Regions from separate parts of the Homo sapiens genome. Here region 2 is linked to region 1. Evidence: read pairs that join two places in POLR2A ChIA-PET (ENCODE). Cell type or tissue: OCI-LY7. All regions are shown on one strand. Links, peaks and the distances in the headings refer to the core of each region. The heading gives the core; the rest is flanking DNA.

Evidence for each region. Peaks named below come from ENCODE experiments on the same cell type or tissue, not always from the same donor. Only the 100,000 strongest peaks of a DNase experiment are listed, where the experiment ranks them.
Region 2: POLR2A ChIA-PET joins it to region 1 with 14 read pairs; 2 of 35 experiments call an interaction of 5 or more read pairs at or near these places.

Annotation. Positions count from the first base shown.
Region 1 is chr4:85,533,765-85,536,685 of GRCh38, reverse strand. All of the region lies in intron 1 of ARHGAP24 (Rho GTPase activating protein 24), which reads right to left. Among named protein-coding and RNA genes, the nearest start is that of ARHGAP24, 60 kb to the right of the region's middle. In OCI-LY7, for the core only: no CTCF peak of the experiment used is centred there; no DNase peak of the experiment used is centred there.
Region 2 is chr4:85,659,552-85,662,472 of GRCh38, reverse strand. All of the region lies in intron 2 of ARHGAP24 (Rho GTPase activating protein 24), which reads right to left. Among named protein-coding and RNA genes, the nearest start is that of MIR4451, 61 kb to the left of the region's middle. In OCI-LY7, for the core only: no CTCF peak of the experiment used is centred there; DNase peaks (open chromatin) are centred at 1,542 and 2,462; H3K4me3 peaks cover 1,677 bases; H3K27ac peaks cover 1,853 bases.

The DNA.
Region 1 (2,921 bases), core at 334-2,833:
CTGTCATATATGCTATTATTATTTAGCAAAATCCCTGTAATTTTTGTTGTCTGAACACTGCTTTCATTCTGATCAAAAGCCTCTATACCTTTTGTTTACCAGTTAAATCACTCCAACAGCCATTTATTAAAATTAGGTAGATGTATTAATTAGAGTTTGAATGAGTGATAAAAAAGTGTATAACTTTTTTGGAAAAGACTTTAAAACAAAGTCAAAGATAAGTGGTAAGGACAGTAAAAATAGTATATATTACTCACTATTCCAATAGTCATCTGAAAAGAAAATCATTTATAGGTGATAAAGTGATTCACAAGTTTATCAAATAACTGAGAAGCAAACAAGGCTGAAACATTACCTTTCTCACAGAAGTGGTTTTTGACCTCCCTGAGAAGAAGGGTTTATGTGTTCATAGCACCACATTCTTCTCTTTTGTGGCACTTGCCACAAATATAGTTTTATATTCATTTGTGTGGTTCTTTATTAGTGTCTAGTCATGTAAGTTGATCCTAGGTTCTCTGAGAGTAATTAGCATGTCCTTTTTTTTTTGTACTGGAGTAAGGATTCTGATTATATCACTCAACTGAAACAGTGTCTGACACATTAAAGGCAGTCAATAAATACTGCTGTCAAATTTGTTGAATGAATGGAACACAGGTGGAAGTTAAACACCAGCGATGTAAACTAAGTCATGGTATACCTGTCACAATAAACGTCACGAGACACAGGCAATCAACAACTAGGGATACTAAAATGGAGCCCTCATGTTTTTGACATTCAGAAGAGCTTCAGAGAATTGAAAGAGAAATGAAAAAACAGTGACTAATGAGAATGAACTAGCAATTTTACTCTTCCAAGAACATCAATAGTGAAGAAAATAAAGCCATAACTTAGGAATACCGGTTTCTAAAACTAGATAGGGGGGAGACATATTCATAGACATACATACACATCTATATACAACAAAACCACGTTGTAGAAGCTTCTATAAACTCCACCGTAGTCTCTTTGTTAGAGTGCAGAAGAGGGAAAGAAGGTTGAGAAGAATTTGATGGCCAATAGGATGGGCTATGTGATTCAGATGGGACAACATTTGCTTTGGAAATGATTATTCACCATAACCAAATCACATCCCTTATTCTGCGTTTTTATGACTTCCTTTGTTTTATTCATCACCAGAATTGACAAATGGGATGACCTGGGTACTTTTTCTATCTCTAGACCTCCCTGAGCTCTTCGGAACTTTAATTTGTGTACTACCAATAACATTGTAAGTGCCAACTTCTACATTCTTAAATTTTTACCATACATATCTGATTCCCACATTTCAATTAGTAGTTGTATGTTATCCAGTTGAATGTGTGGTCTTCATATATAAGTAGGATACTTTGTGTCTAGCTTGAAATAGTGAGGAGCAATTTTGGGTATAATGACCACTTTGACTCCAGCTTTTTAAAAAACTTTCTTTTCTTTAACAAAAAAGGTGTGATTTATTTACTATCTATTAAAACTATAAATAAATGAATAGGGGTACAAAAATGCATCTTTGTGCATTGGAAAATCTATCAGTATCTAAAACTGAGCTTTTACATTTGAATCAAGGAAATAACATATTTAGAGTTTGAGTTGGACTATGTATGTTTCATATACTTCAACTCTTTATCTTGAGGGACATTCAAACCCACTTAATTAAATACACAGCTTTAGGAAAGTTTTGTTTTTGTTTTTGTTTCTGTTTTCTTTCTTTTTTTTTTTTTTTTTACTGTAAATATGGTCAACAGAAGCCCAACGGACCTTAGCCAGGTGTCTTTTGAGTTGGAGATAGAGCAAGCATGTTCACCTATTCAGTCACTTTCACCGACTGCCTTGAGGCCACTGCTAGTGACTTCCACTTCCATTAGGTTAGAGAAGTCATAAGGAATGATCCTGGTGACGAAGCGTCTGTCTGAAATAGGCAACTAGAGGCTTTGAACAAATAATATTATGCACAGGTAAGAATTAGAACAATATGGCAATGTGGGGACTAGCTTGCTACCCTCTATTTCATATTTCACTCAGCTGCTGCTGAGTTCTAAGACCTTTATCAATTTTTCCTTCTTTTAACCCACATTTATTTCCACCCCACTTCATCTTCTCCAACTGCCTTCTCCCCCAACCAACAAGCCAACAGCCTCACTGTGGCCAGGCAAACATGTCACTCACAGGCTCCATTGGTTATTGCCACCACATTCCTTCTGCTGGAGCAGGCGGCGAAAGGGGAGACCTGGTGAGAATGCCAGCCCAGCCACTTTCTAGCTTCTTCCTGCAGTCTTACAGAAGTTAGTTACAATCTTTCAGTTAGTAAAACCAAACTTGCTCATTGTCATGTGACTTGCAGGAAACGGGAGGATCAAGTGTCAAAGGAACAGAGGGCACTCAATAATCCTTATTTTTCTTTATTTCTTTGAGATCTTTTTCAAGTTACCCAAAACTTGCCTTTCCTTACTGGTAATACTTCTCATTTTTATAGCTGATAATAGAGGAATAGATACAGATAGAGATGTAAACTTAGCCATCTCCTCTGTGATAGCCTCCCTTCTAGTGTTAGCTGCTTCACCAGCTTCCCTAGACTGGGCCCATGTACATCAGATCATTATGCTACTCATTTCTTCATCCAGGACTTGTGGATTTCTTATTCCCTAACTGCTGAGCTTTTCATGTGCAGATTCAGCTAAGATCAATGTTATCCTGGGAAAAAGTGTCTTTGATAAACTTAAAATGTTCCTATAAGTCATCTTTTCGAAGAGAGTGACTTAACATAGGCTAGTTATTTTGTTAGAATCTTTCTAGGAGTTTTAAATTAATGATTACCATAATATATTTTAGTATGTTTAGTGGGATCTTATTACATTTGAATGTATACAAATTTGATAATTACAAAAATA
Region 2 (2,921 bases), core at 110-2,609, 130 kb before region 1:
AAGGCAACCTACAAAATGGGAGAAAATTTTCGCAACGAACTCATCTGACAAAGGGATAATATCCAAAATCTACAATGAACTCAAACAAATTTACAATAAAAAAACAAACAACCCCATCAAAAAGTGGGTGAAGGATATCAACAGACACTTCTCAAAAGAAGACATTTATGCAGCCAAAAAACACATGAAAAAATGCTCACCATCACTGGCCATCAGAGAAATGCAAATCAAAACCACAATGAAATACCATCTCACACCAGTTAGAATGGCAATCATTAGAAAGTCAGGAAACAACAGGTGCTGGAGAGGATGTGGAGAAATAGGAACACTTTTACACTGTTGGTGGGACTGTAAACTAGTTCAACCCTTGTGGAAGTCAGTGTGGCGATTCCTCAGGGATCTAGAAGTAGAAATACCACTTGACCAACCAACCCATTACTGGGTATATACCCAAAGGACTACAAATCATGCTGCTATAAAGACACATGCACACGTATGTTTACTGCTGCACTATTCACAATAGCAAAGACTTGGAACCAACCCAAATGTCCAATAAGGATAGACTGGATTAAGAAAATGTGGCACATATACACCATGGAATTCTATGCAGCCATAAAAAATGATGAGTTCATGTCCTTTGTAGGGACATGGATGAAATTGGAAATCATCATTCTCAGTAAACTATCACAAGGACAAAAAACCAAACACCGCATGCTCTCACTCATAGGTGGGAATTCAACAATGAGAACACATGGACACAGGAAGGGGAACATCACACTCTGGGGACTGTTGTGGGGTGGGGGAAGGGGGGAGGGATAGCATTAGGAGATATACCTAATGCTAAATGACCAGTTAATGGGTGCAGCACACCAGCATGGCACATGTATACATATGTAACTAACCTGCACAATGTGCACATGTACCCTAAAACTTAAAGTATAATTAAAAAAAAAAGTTAGGCAGAAGCTATACATTTGTTAACTTAAATAAAACTTTCACATACCTTATTGTTTTTGAAAATTTGCAAGCCTAGAATAACAAAATAATGGAGGACCATATGAAGACTTGACAATAAACAAACTGTAATAGATTTGAGCCTACGACGTATTTTGTTTTCACCACTCAGAGAAAAAGATAAACCAGAATAATGCTGGAAATTGGGTTGTCCTGCTCCTTCTATGGTTTCTTAGATTCATTCTCCAATTAATGTAATTTCAGTTAACTAAGCTACTTTTTTTATCGGCTGATTGTTAACCAGTCACAATCTGTATTTTGTGTTTCTGACAGTAACCACTCACTGCATTCAACTGCAGAAGCAAAATCACCCACATCACTTTTATAACAAAACATGTTTACAGCAAAATCTGAGTATGTTCCTAATGACTTTTCTAAGTTTGTAACACATATGAATCATCTTTGCAATGTTACTGGTCAAATGTCTGAATTTAGATATCTTAGTAAGAAATAAGAAAAGGAAGATGCATGCTTCAAAGTGTTTGCCTGTGGCTATTTCTGTTTCTGAAGTTTTAATGAAAGTGGTGTAAGTGAAGATGAACTGAAAGTCTCAAAATACCAAATCGGCTACAAATTGAAACTCTAAAAATAATGAAAGGTTATGTCTACCAGCAGCTCTCTAAACAATCCCCATCTACAGATTTTTTTTTTTTTTTTTTTTTTTGAGACGGAGTCTCTCTCTGTCACCAGGCTAGAGTGCTGTGGCGCGATCTCAGCTCACTGCAACCTCCTACTCCCTGGGTCAAGGGATTCTCCTGCCTCAGCCTCCTGAGTAGCTGGGATTACAGGCATGTGCCACCATGCCCAGCTAATTTCTGCATTTTTAGTAGAGATGGGCTTTCACCATGTTGTCCAGGATGGTCTCAAACTCCTGACCTCGTGATCCACCTGCCTCAGCCTCCCAAAGTGCTGGGATTACAGGTGTGATCCACAGTGCTCGGCCAGATTTTCTTTTAAATTAATTCAGCCAATTCCTCTCCCTTCCCTGAGTCTCACTATTTGAGTACTGTAGCCCTGAACATCTGCATTATTGAAACAAGTAGCTGTGAATAAATCACTCTGTTTTGTTATACTTACATGGAGGATACATTTTAAAGCTACTTTTAAAACAGTATTTCAAGAAAAAAAGAAAGTCATTTTGGAAATAAAATCCAAGAAATATTGGTCAATATTAACTAAAGTGTGAGAATTAATTCAATCATTAGCAAGTACATTTTCCTTGCTTCACGGCGGGCAGGCAGGACTTAGGTATTTACTGATTGGCTCCTTCAATATAGGTAAGGAGGGAATAAGAGACAGTCATAACTTAAAAGTTAATTAAGAAATTCAATTGAAGGCACTCAACTGCAAAGTTAAAAGACTTTAAAATCTGAAGTTAAGCACATGCCGTTTTTTCCACATAACCCACCGAGTTTAGATGAGAAGTGATAAGGGCAACTCCCCCTAGCAACAAGTCCTACTGCACTGGTAGCTGCTTGTTCAGCTGCAGGCACTCTAGACTTAAAGGAGGCTATTTCAGAGAACGAATGGAAAGAAACCTATTATTTTTTTAGAGATGGCTTCATAAGGATATTCTAAGTTATCAGAAATGCTGCTTGGGGAAGTGTGTGGTACTACCCCTGGATCCAGAATAGGGGAGGAATGAAAAGAAGAAAGACTTAACATAATTTCCCCTTTTTCTCATTACTGAGTCATTCTTCTACCCTGAAAAAGTCCTCTTCACAAAAAGCAGACTGAGGAGATGAAAGAACTATAATATATTAGGAAACATAGTAATTACAACCCTTATGTGTACTTTAATTATATAATGTGTTCATCAAAATGAAGGGAGATAATTTTCTATTTCTAAGACTAAAATTATATCATTCCAAATAGTGTAATAGAACTAGGGAGGAGAACATTAATAT